3 separate regions of the Mus musculus genome follow, and regions 1 and 3 are each linked to region 2. Evidence: chromatin loops called from intact Hi-C (ENCODE). Cell type or tissue: left cerebral cortex. All regions are shown on one strand.

Region 1 (4,000 bases), 420 kb after region 2:
AGATGAGAAGAAGATAACAAAGCACCAAAATAGCAGGCTATATGATATATATCACATGTGAAATAATCAAAGTTTATTTATATACAACTGTGTGCTCAATTTTGTTGAACTTTAAAATATCTTTCTTTTTACATTTTATTATTAAGTAGCAATAAGCTGTTGAGTCATAATTTATATACTATTCAATTCACCTATTTAAAATATGCAAAGCAGTGGGTTTTTTAATATATTTACAGAAGTTGACAGCCAGCTCTATAAGCAAGTATAAAACATTTCCATCTCTTCCATAAGGAGTCCCAGGTCCACTAATAGTGACTCTACATGCCCCCTCAAATCCCCTTTCCAGTTCTAGGGAACTCCTAGCTTACTTCCTGACTCTCTCTATCTCCTCTGTCATAGCAACAGAAGCATATAGCACCTGATTTTTCTGTCTGGCTTCCTTCACCTAGAATGGCATCTCCAAGTTTGATCTTTATCGTAGCATACTGCCTTGCCTCACTTCTTTTTATCACCAAGTAATATTCCACTTTATGGATGTAACACATTGTATACATCTATTCACAGATGTTACGGGGTCGGGCACTGCCATCTTGCCCCCATCTCTGTGTCAATTCTTGTCCCTCATCTGCGACCACAGGTTGATATGTAGTTATGAAGCTTCACTAATCACCAGGTGGTCATGCTATTGGGTTTGTTTGTTTGTTTGTTTTTTAATTTGTGTTTTCAGTTCCCTGAGGTATAAATTGTTCTGCAGTCTGGTCCAATTAAATTGAAACAGGAGAAGTTTTTGAAGCCAGGCAGAGGGCCCTTAATACTTCTCTTTCCCTGGTTTTCTGAAAGTGGGATACCATTTGACTTTTTGCCTGAATGAAGTACACTAGCTTCTCCTTAGCTGTTTAGCACCCAAATCGTTTTCTTTATCCCCTCCCACCCAAACCTCCACTTTAACACAGACTCTCCCTATGTACCCAGGCTGGCTAAAGATTTCAATATCTTCTTGCCTCTGTCTCTGGAGTGCTAGGATTAAAGGTATGACTCTGTCTGACTTTCTATTGGTTTTGATAATATCCTTGTTCTCAACTTTTGTTTCAAATGAAGTTAGCCCCCACCCCCACCCCAAGGAGAGCTTTAGAACTTTAGATTCTTTTTTTTTTTTTTAAAAAGAAAGAAAATTTTATTTATTTTTTTTCTTTCCATTTTTTATTAGGTATTTAGCTCATTTACATTTCCAATGCTATACCAAAAGTCCCCCATACCCACCCACCCCCACTCCCCTACCTGCCCACTCCCCCTTTTTGGCCCTGGCGTTCCCCTGTTCTGGGGCATATAAAGTTTGCGTGTCCAATGGGCCTCTCTTTCCAGTGATGGCCGACTAGGCCATCTTTTGATATATATGCAGCTAGAGTCAAGAGCTCCGGGATTCTTAATGACTGACTCTTCACTTAGACAAAAGCTTCGAGTGATCCTTGTTAGCAGTGGACTGTGGCACGGGCCTTGTCTTCTCTGTTTATCTTTCTAAGCATGGAGCCTGTACCCTGGAAGTGCACAGTACCCCCACTGCTCTTGATCTACCCAAACTGAGGTGGACTCTACCCCGTGACTGAGAGCTGGGTGGATGGAGGAAGCTCCTGATTTGTTAGCTGTTTTCTCTGGGAACTTGACCTCCACAACTTCAAGGAGATAGAGAAGACTGGTCTATCCCTTCTGATGAGATACTATATCTGTGGACTGGGAGCTCAGGAAAGAAGGTGCTCAGTGTCCTAGTTGTGCTTGGACCAAGACTGTCTGTGGAGAGGATTCTGATGCAAAGGCAGGTGGGAGCCACCATCAACCACCCACCACAGAGTCCTGATCACACTATTTAGAAGAGTTTTAAATAAGCATTTCTTCATCTGTTGTGCAGTCTTAGAATAGTTTGTAGAACCTTCTAATGGTTTCGGGGGGGAGGTTAATTGGAAATTGTTTGTTTGTTTGTTTGTTTGTTTGTTTTATTACCCTAGTATTGAGCAATTATACTTGTTTCTGAGAATGGAGCCCCTAGGATTCTGTCTTCAGAAGACTGTGCCATCGGAAAGCCCCTGGTCCCATCACATAGCTTGAATCTCAGTTTCTTTATCATCAATGATGATAATTGACAAGTTGGGACACGTGGCCCTGAGCTCACTCCCTCTTCTCCCTGTTTGAATCTCACTTTGAGAAATTACAGAGGTCCTGGCTGAATAAAGGTGCCTGGTCAGTAATGTGCTGAAAGAATTTCAAGACTCCAGGAAAGTATTTTAAGTAAAATGAAGAATATATTTAGATACTATAAAAATGTGATCTTCAGGCCTAAATCAGGATCCTTTAGAAGTTTGACTCATGAGAAAACACTTAAACAAAATCAGAACCCAGCATGACTCAGGATCCCTGTCCCTCCTCTCCCTCCTTTTCCTGTCTTGCCATCTCCTAATTCACCCCCCACACACACACACACCTACATTTTGCTAACACATGAGAAGTATTAAACAGAAATCAAGGAATTAAAAATTAAAATAACAGAATTCAGGAATTTCTATATAAAGATTTTTAAAGTGGGCGACTACCAGTAATCTCCCTGAGCTGTCTTTATACAACAGTCTAAGCCTTCATATGATTTTCCCTTTTTATTTATTAAAAAACCAAAACCTATTTCCAGAGTCATTCATTCATTCATTCATTCATTCACTTAATGAGCATGACTTAATACCTAAGAATCAAATGCTGCTTTTGCTAGGTGCTTGGTTACTGGATTTAAAGAGTGAGCCGATCATCTTAAGCCTTGCCAAACGAAACTATATCCTTATGTTTGCTCAGTGTTTACAGAGCTTGTTTACCTTCTCATGACATGTCCATGAAGAGACACTATATGTGAGACTTACATTTGACTTCACCTGGTAACAGCCTCCGATCTGATCATTCACAAGTCATATATATCTTAGTTTCGTCTTCACCTGCAGGTCATGTGACAGAATTGCAATCTCCTACAGTTGATCCATGCATATCTATAACTTTTTCAACATTCTAAAAAGATCAAGAGGCAACAAGAGATAAATTATAATCAAGTACAATGTAACTCACCCAGACACGCTTGCTCAATTGAGAGGGTAAAGATGCTGAGCAAAAATCCCAACCTGAAAATTCTATTTAAAAACTAAAATGTCTTCTTTTGTTTGAGGGTTGTATGCATGCTTATGCTGCCTTTGAATAAAATCCACCCACCTTTTCCTCCCCTCTGGTCCCCTCCCCCATTTCCCCTACCATTCTGCCTTCCCAAGTTCATGTGCAAGTCTTTGGTTAAACCCACTTTTTAAAGTCTGTTTAACATGCACAAGTATAAGACTATCTGCTGGGGCATGGGTCGCTCCATCCTTAAAGATAACTGACTCCTCCTGCCCAGTAGGCATCAGTTACCAAAAAGCCCTTAGCAGGTGGCAGGGCTTCATAGACCTTCCTGGATCCATGCTGGGATTTGGGTGGGCTTGATCTTACACAGGTCTTATGCACCTAGTCACAGCCACTGAGAGCTCACCCAGATCCTGTCATATCAGGGAAACAGTCTTGCTATGGGTAACCACTACCTCTGGCTCTTATATTCTTCCTGCCTCTTCTCCTGTGGGCCACAATACTTCCTTTTTATAAAGAAATCAGATACTTGGAGTGCAGTTAAAAAAAAAAAACTTACCTACTGACTATAACAAAATGATTTAAATCTGAAAATGAGAGTGCTTTCTGTAGTTCAGACTGTGAGGGTACATCATGTTGATTATCAAATGCAAACTGAACGCATATGATGTACATACAGTATTAGAAAGGCATACACCCTGCTTTCAAGAAGCAAGTCTTAGACACAAGTAATAATCATGTGGGTTAAGAAATATTTGTTATTATAGAAGGTCTAAATGTGCCACTAGAGAAAAGAGAGAGATTTGTCATCCTATTGAGGGATAGAAGAGGTTTCATAAAGGAAATGACAGAGTTGTAG
Region 2 (4,000 bases):
CTAGAGACAAGAGCTCCAGGGTATTGGTTAGTTCATATTGTTGTTCCACCTATAGGGTTGCAGATCCCTTTAGCTCCTTGGCTACCTTCTCTAGCTCCTCCATTGGGGGCCCTGTGATCTATCCAATAACTGACTGTGAGCATCCACTTCTGTGTTTGCTAGGCCCCGGCATAGTCTCACAAGAGACAGCTATATCTGGGTCCTTACAGCAAAATCTTGCTAGTGTATGCAATGATGTCAGCGTTTGGAAGCTGATTATGGGATGGATCCCTGGATATGGCAATCACTAGATGGTCCATCCTTTTGTCACAGCTCCAAATTTTGTCTCTGTAACTCCTTCCATGGGTGTTTTGTTCCCATTTCTAGGAAGGGGCAAAGTGTCCACACTTTGGTCTTCGTTCTTCTTGAGTTTCATGCGTTTAGCAAATTGTATCTTATATCTTGTGTATCCTAAGTTTCTGGGCTAATATCCACTTATAATTTTAAACTAGCTTTATCTATGAGATTAACTTACAAACAGTAATATCTTTGATAATATTTTATTCACTTTTAAAGTAGGGAAAGTTCTTGCCCAACTTTACCGGCTATTACATATCTGAAGTATGTTATAAATTATTAATGCCAGTATATTACATATATGTATGTATATATATGTACATATATATATATATATATATATATATATGTGTGTGTGTGTGTGTGTGTGTGTGTGTGTGTAAATATATTTTATATTCAAACAATTTATATGAAACACAGATATAATTTGAAAGGAAATCCTGTTTTCAGTCCTATGTCAGTAACATGACTTTACTTTTCTCAAATTGAATTCAAATAGTCTCTCCATGAAATTTATGTTTTGTGGCTCCTTTTCTCTTTGTCTAGTAATGCAGAATTATCTTAATCTTTCTTAAGCTTAGACTATATAAATAAAGATCTACTTTCTGTGGAATTTTCACCTTCTTCCTTCTGGACCTTTAAAACTATAGGTGTTCAGTAAAAAGTTTAAAAGGCATTTGAAACAAAGAAATACTTCCGTGTGTCCATGAGGTTTCTTTTCCATATACATATATGCATATATATGATTATATTTATTTTGATAAAGGCTTTTCAAATACCTTTTATACAACTCTAATAGTCCTGTCCACTCAATGGGAGGAAATCCAAGCCTGACACTGTAAACTTAGTCAACTTCTTGAGGGTAGTAAGGCCCTGGAGCCTAGATGAAATACCTTCTACATTACTAAAGCAGAATAAACAATAACTGTATTCTAAATACCCATCCTTATGTTCACAGATCACTGTAGCTGTCACCCCTCATCAAAGAAGCTTCATTCACAGCAGATGGGAATTGTTACTCAAAGCTACAACTGGCCGAAGTGCATAGGTCAATTAGAATGGGCTGCCCATCTCCAATTAGTACATTGACAACACACCACACTTAATACTCAGGGAACATATAAGAAAAACGTGTGGAAAATTGTAAGAACCAAAGGATTAGGACGTTTGCTGCTATGTAGACCCCCTTTTTAAAAAAAGAGGACTCCAGGTGGACAGAAAGGGAGGAGACTGTGCAGGTGGGAGGAGTTAGAGGAATGAATAGGACCAAAATTTTATGTCAAATTCTCAAAGAATTAATAAAAATATTTTCTTTTTCAAAATAAGTTTTACATTGCAGATTTCTATTCTGACTTTAGAGGGCAGTGCTAAACCACTAATTTTCCATGCTTTTGTTATAGCCACTTGTAATGGTTATTGTAAGATAAAGCTGAAGTTTCAATCATGATATTTGCAATACAATCCTTAATATGATTTCTATGTAGTAAAATTAAAACAAGAGCCCATTTATCCAGTACTTTATCTAATAGACACTTAGTAAGTTTATTATAGACAACACATTGTAGATGACACAAAAATGAATAAGTCTGTACTTTCTTTCAAATAAATTAAAACTGAATGGGGAAGTTAAACACACTATATATGTGTAAATGCCAAAGTGTTCTGTGTGCAATCCCAATCCTTTTGTGATTGTGATAGTAAAACTATCAATAATGACGATTTTATGTGTTAGTTATGGAAGTAATTCTAGCCTCATAGCGCCTTACAAAAGTAGAAATGATCAATGCACCTATTTTGGCAAGCAAGGAAACTGAGAATTAATGAGATTAAGTATTTACTCAAAGCTGCTTAGCTAAGAAGGTGCAGAGCTAAGGCTTAATGTGTTCTTGTTTGACTTCAAAGCAGCCAAGGCTTTTTGGCACTGTGCTTCCTTACTTCAAGGCCTATGTGAAATGCCATAATGTGCATGCTTGCATAAGCAATGGTCGACATGTAGAACAGAGTGATATAATTTAGGTTTGTGAGAAATCTGGGAAATGTTTACCTAAAGGGCAAAATCTGAACTATACCTGAATCCATAGAGTTACAATAGCGGCTAAAATAATAATTAATATTTATTGAAAACTTATCATATGCCAGTCACTCTGTATCTATCACCTCATTTGATTAGGAGGAAAAAGAACGTCTAAGTGTTATTTTTTTATTGTGTAAGTAAGGCAAGCAAGGCTGGGATTGGTCAGATCTGGAAATGTGCAGTTTGAATTTGAATCCAGGATTATCTGCTTATAGAAGCTATATTTTAAACCCCCATTATATACTGAATAGAGAAGTAAGGTAGACGGGATGGATAAAAATGTGGGACATGACTGTGTAAGGCTAAATAATTCTACTTGACTGTAGTCTGGACTGAATATAATGAAATAAATGAAAAGGCAAAGGAGGGTTTCAGTATTACAGGTTTGTAATCCCAGTTATTTATGACATGAGTTCAAGGTCAGCCTTGGCACTTAGTGAGGCCCTAAAATTGGATGGGTAGAGAGATGAGAAGGATCTGGGAAAACTTTGGTTGTGGGGATCATGATCAAAATATACTGTATAGAAATATAAACCAAAAAGAAGTTTAAAAAAACCAAATAATTTTTTGCTTCCTGAGTTCTGTGGATTGTATTCTAGGTATTCTTGTCTTTTTTGGATAATCTACTTATTAGTGAGCACACACCATGCATGTTCTTTTGAGTCTGAGTTACCTCACCCAGGATGATATTTTCTAGTTCCATCCATTTGCCTGCAAAACTTATGATGTCCTCATTCTTAATAGCTTAAGAGTATTCCATTATGTAAATGACCCATATTTTCTGTAACCATTCTTCCATTGAGTGACATCTGGGTTGTTTCTAGCTTCTGGCTATTACAAATGAGGTCACTGTGAACATAGTGGAACATATGTTCCTGTGGTATGGTGGAGTATCATTTGGGTATGTCCAAGAGTGGTATAGCTGTGTCTTCAGGTAGATCTATTTTCAATTTTCTTAGGAACCTACTGAAGTTGGGGACCCCTGTGGTTGTATTAGGGAAAGGCTGGAAGAAGATGAGAAGGGTGACCCCATAGGAAGATCAGCAGTCTCAACTAATCCAGATCCCTGAGATCTCTCAGACACTGAGCCACCAACCAGGCAGCATACATGCGCTTGTCTGAGGTTCCCAGCACATATATAGCAGAGGACTGCCGGGTCTGGCCTCAGTGGGAGAAGAAGGGCCTAATCCTCCAGTGACTTGAGGCCCCAGGGAGTAGGGAGGTCTTGTGGGGGACTAATATCCTCTTGGAGACAGGGGGAGGAAGAATGAAGTGAGGAACTGTGGGAGGGGGGCACAAGGAGGGGGGCAACAGCTGGACTGTAAAAAAATAAAAGTAATAAAAATAATTTAGGAATGCTCACAGCCATCCAGTGGACAGAGCACAGGGTCCCCAATGAAGGATCTAGAGAAAGTACTCAAGGAGCTGAAGGGGTTTGCAGCCCTATAGGATGAACAACAATATGAATAAACCAGTACCCCTAGAACTCCCTGGGACTAAACCACCAATCAAAGAAAATACATGGTGGGACTCATGGCTCCAGCTGCATATGTAGCAGGGAATGGCCTAGTTGGTCATCAATGGGAGGAG
Region 3 (4,000 bases), 430 kb after region 2:
GGTGTCCTTAATCGTTCCTCTGAGATAAAATGCTGAGGCTGGCACCTGCAGCACCTTCATAAGCCTCTGAGGGCTAGTCAGAGCTTTGACATTCCTTTTGCCAGATTGCTTTTCTCCAAAGTTGACTGAATTATTACAGCTTTGAGGGTTATTAAGATGGTTAAACTTCTACTCCTACCAAAAAATGTGTATGCCTACAAGGTTTTTAAAAATGCATAAATGTGGTCTATCATATGAGCATCAAGTAATATATGCATATAACCGTTTAGGGGTATCTTGTTGTTTTTTTTTAATTAATTAATGAGCTATGCGTTTCTTTTTCTTGTGTCCATCAGACAGTCACTGGTTATACAGTTGAGACTCTGTTGAAATAGGATGGAAGGGGAAGTTGTTGCAGCCCTAGAGAGGTTTAAGACTTACTTAGGGCAATAAACAGATGGTATTAATAATTACCAGACCTAGCAAACAAATTGAGTATTGTTTTGGCATTAGTTATATTGACTACATTTCTCTGCATAGCTACTTTTCCCCCCTGTCTCTACCTGAAACAGGGCATGTCATTCCCAAGCCCTGGTCCAAATCCATTCTGATCCGTGAAAAGTTTAGATTCACTGAGTTAATCGTCCATACTGAAGGATGATTAACTTTCAGCTTAATTTTCCTCTGAGTATTAAACACTTATGAACAAATATAATCCCCCTTTGAATGTATTTAATGAGAAGGTAATCTCTCTGGTTTTAAAGAGAATTTGAAGAAAGAGTGTGCAGAACAGTCATGTGAGAATTGTGCACCAAATACATCCAAAAAAAAAAAAAAGAGCATCGTAGGAAGATCAACGTCTAATCCTAAGTTGTGGCTTTATCTGTTTATTTCCAAGTAGTGTATGGAATCTTCCAGAATATAAGATCACCTTGTTAACTCAGATATGCCAAGGACTTGTACTATGAGACAAAATCAAAACAACAGCTTTGATTTGCCATGTAGAAGGATTAATTAATTGTGAAGATGAAGTAACTCATGAAACGTTGTCATCAATTCAATGGTGTCATCAATTAGTGCATTTCAGGCTTTCATGCACCATTTGTTTGGGGCCAATATTGTGAGAAAAGATTGTCTACCTTTACGATAATAGTCTGTTGGTTGCCGTAGGCTACTTAATGCTGAGCTTAAAGCCCTCTGTGGTTGGCCCACTTTAAGAAACAGACTTCATTAATGTAAAAATCTGTTAGACCTGCTCAGCTTCCATTCGGTGTCATAGTCTAGCTTTTGTTTTTTTTTTTTCTTGTGGCATATTCTGACCTGCATTTATTCATTCTGTTGCCTAAGCAACAAGCACCACGCTCCCATTAACCATGATGTGGTGTAGGTCTTTTTAGAAGAAGACAGTAGACATCAAGAGGATATAATTAATGTTGGTTAAAATGCCATAGTATATCCATGCGTGCACTTAGTTATGGAAACATATTCTACTTGTGGGTTAAGTGTAAATGTTTCGTGTAAATAACATTTGAAGAAAGCATTTACTCAAGGCTTATTTTTTTTTTTTGCTAAATATATTCTATATACTCTTAAACATAGACATAATATATGGTTAATTTTTATCTAATGACAATCATTAACTTTAGTAAAGATGACTTGATACTGATTCCTGAACATGGCTAGAGAAGAAGGAAGTTCCTCCCCCAAATGCTTTTAACTCTTTATTGTCTTTCATCACTTCTCCTCGGGCTCTTAATATTTACCCTTGATTCATAGGTACAAGAATTATAAACTTTTGTTCTGTGCCTTCATCCTGGTTTATAGGACATCAAGGACAGAGATTAGATCCAAAGCATCATTAAGAATATACAAATAAATAGAAATTGGTACAATTCAAGAAGGGCTACAACAGAGCCTTAATTAAGCCAGCTAAGACTTTGGGGAAGTCATGTGTGTGTTGACATCACAAGCCCTCACCAGTCATGCGTCTGAAGTCTTCCCTAGTCCCGCCCTGCCTGCTTCCTCTAAAGACATCACATCTGCTCCCCGCATAAGCACAATCTCCCTGCTTCTCACCAGACCTGGGGAAGCCGTGGGGTCCTCTGAGCCTTGTGCTTCTTCAGCCTTTGCAGTGTATGTAACATGACTAAGTTTTAATGCTGTTTATTTTCCCAACAAGGAGTTTAGGGATGTGTTCGTTGTTATGCAGACTTGCTGGTTTTTCCCTTATTATATTTATTGCTACTGCCATCTTTCTTTTTCTGAGTTAGATGACTGCTCCCTAAGTTGTCCAAATCACAAACCCTCTATTTCTATGTCTTTGCTCCTTATGTCCTCTCCTGCTTCTCGGGGACTGTCATTTCCTTTCTTTCCCTTATACTTTTTATTCTCAAAGTTCTCCCTGCCTGGTTTACATAACTTCCCTTAAGGACTCTAGTCCATAGTAGTTTGTCTTTCCAAACTCGCTTAGTGGTTGGATTTTGCAGCCATCGTTCTAGAGTTAGGAATTAAGTTCCCATTCGTCTATATCTTGTCTTCTCTACTAGAAGAGAAACTCAGCAAGTCTGTTTTGTGTGTGATTTCCTTGCCTTTCTCACAGCTCCTAACATAATGCTATATGTTTAGAAACTCACCCGTAAACACCACATACACAACAGATTGACATGACTGGACCTTCATTTATAAACTAAAAATCTTTTTGGTCAATGAGAGTATGGAGCATTAGTTGTCTCACTGTGGAATTGAGTCCTCTATAAATATTTTCCATGTGTTAGAAAATGTTAGTTACTAGGGATATGATGATGAACAAAACATGACCCTCAGTCAAGGCATACTGTTGTCCTGAGTATTTGCCTACACATCCCACAAACATTCCTTCATGCATATAGAATATAAGACAGGAATCTTGCCCCTTATCTTTTCTTACAATCAGAATCAATCAGCAGATTTTCCTATATTAAGTTAAATACATAATGGAAAAGGCAAACAATCTGTTGGAGTTCAAAGTCAAGGCAAATGGAGCTAGTGATAGCATCTATCACTCCTAAGCAGTACTACAGCAGATTGGTGGTGTGAAGATCATATTACAAAGGGTCTATTACTTGGAGGAGGACTGACTCAGAGCCTCTCTGGCCTCACTACCCAACACTTACATTTGTAAATTCTAAAGGGGAAAAGAATGAAATTGTATAGTGCATCATTCCTTTAGCAGCTCCTGTTGACCTATTGACTTGAGGTGATTTGACCAGTGTTCGGGATAAAGGCTTTATGGAATTGATTATAAAGGTACTACTGGAAGCCACACACAAATTGGCATTTCTGGGAACTTGAGCGGATAGCATTCATAAAGCTCAAACTGGAGGTCAAAATGAGAAGTTCCCGTTACACACTGAAAAAGACCCAAGGAGCTATTGGAGGTTATAGAGGTCAACAGAAGATGGAAGCAAGAGAGGCCAATAGGTACATACTTAAATGAAAATTTTCTCCCATGTTTGTGGTGCATGTATGTTACATGCTAATAGACCTACAGATCTGTCCTATTTTCCAGAACTTTGCTGCAGAGCAAAGAGCTCAGTTTGCTTTGCAGCTGGTCTGGAAAAAATGACCTTTTAAGTCTTAGCAAACCACCATCCAAGTAAGAAGTTAGACCTGTAGACAACAGAAATAACTTGACCGTAATGGCTAAGACTAATCATTCCATGATGATTTCTTACTTAACAATGTTTTCAGGCAAATCTAGGAAGTTTTTATGATGTATAAGTATAAGAGAAAAATGTCCATTTCCTCTATCTTCCTGTTTCTGAAGCAGACTGGGCTTTGAATTGAGTGGATGACCTCATATTATAAAAAACATCTATACATTTCCAAACTCATTTAGGACAGACAGCAGTGGTGGACTCATTCTTACAAAAGTGGCTTGTTTTTGGTTTTGTTTTTTTTTTTTGTTTTTCAACCATTGACATTTAAAATTTGTCAGTATCTATCAGTCAGTGCCAAAGGGGAGTCATTCTTTATCTGGACA

What was found. Hi-C counts contacts between places; a loop is a spot of excess contacts. Peaks named below come from ENCODE experiments on the same cell type or tissue, not always from the same donor. Only the 100,000 strongest peaks of a DNase experiment are listed, where the experiment ranks them.
Region 1: it touches region 2 in a loop (2.3-fold over the local background); 5 of 42 quality-filtered maps call a loop at or near these places.
Region 3: it touches region 2 in a loop (5-fold over the local background); 5 of 42 quality-filtered maps call a loop at or near these places.

The regions. Positions count from the first base shown.
Region 1 is chr10:90,570,644-90,574,643 of GRCm38, forward strand. The region is part of intron 14 of Anks1b (ankyrin repeat and sterile alpha motif domain containing 1B); the gene reads left to right. Among named protein-coding and RNA genes, the nearest start is that of Apaf1, 510 kb to the right of the region's middle. In left cerebral cortex, no CTCF peak of the experiment used is centred here; a DNase peak (open chromatin) is centred at 2,374.
Region 2 is chr10:90,150,001-90,154,000 of GRCm38, forward strand. All of the region lies in intron 8 of Anks1b (ankyrin repeat and sterile alpha motif domain containing 1B), which reads left to right. Among named protein-coding and RNA genes, the nearest start is that of Anks1b, 280 kb to the left of the region's middle. In left cerebral cortex, a CTCF peak has its summit at 1,692; DNase peaks (open chromatin) are centred at 1,632 and 2,248.
Region 3 is chr10:90,578,155-90,582,154 of GRCm38, forward strand. The region is part of intron 15 of Anks1b (ankyrin repeat and sterile alpha motif domain containing 1B); the gene reads left to right. Among named protein-coding and RNA genes, the nearest start is that of Apaf1, 500 kb to the right of the region's middle. In left cerebral cortex, no CTCF peak of the experiment used is centred here; a DNase peak (open chromatin) is centred at 1,990; H3K4me3 peaks cover 2,516 bases; H3K27ac peaks cover 3,893 bases.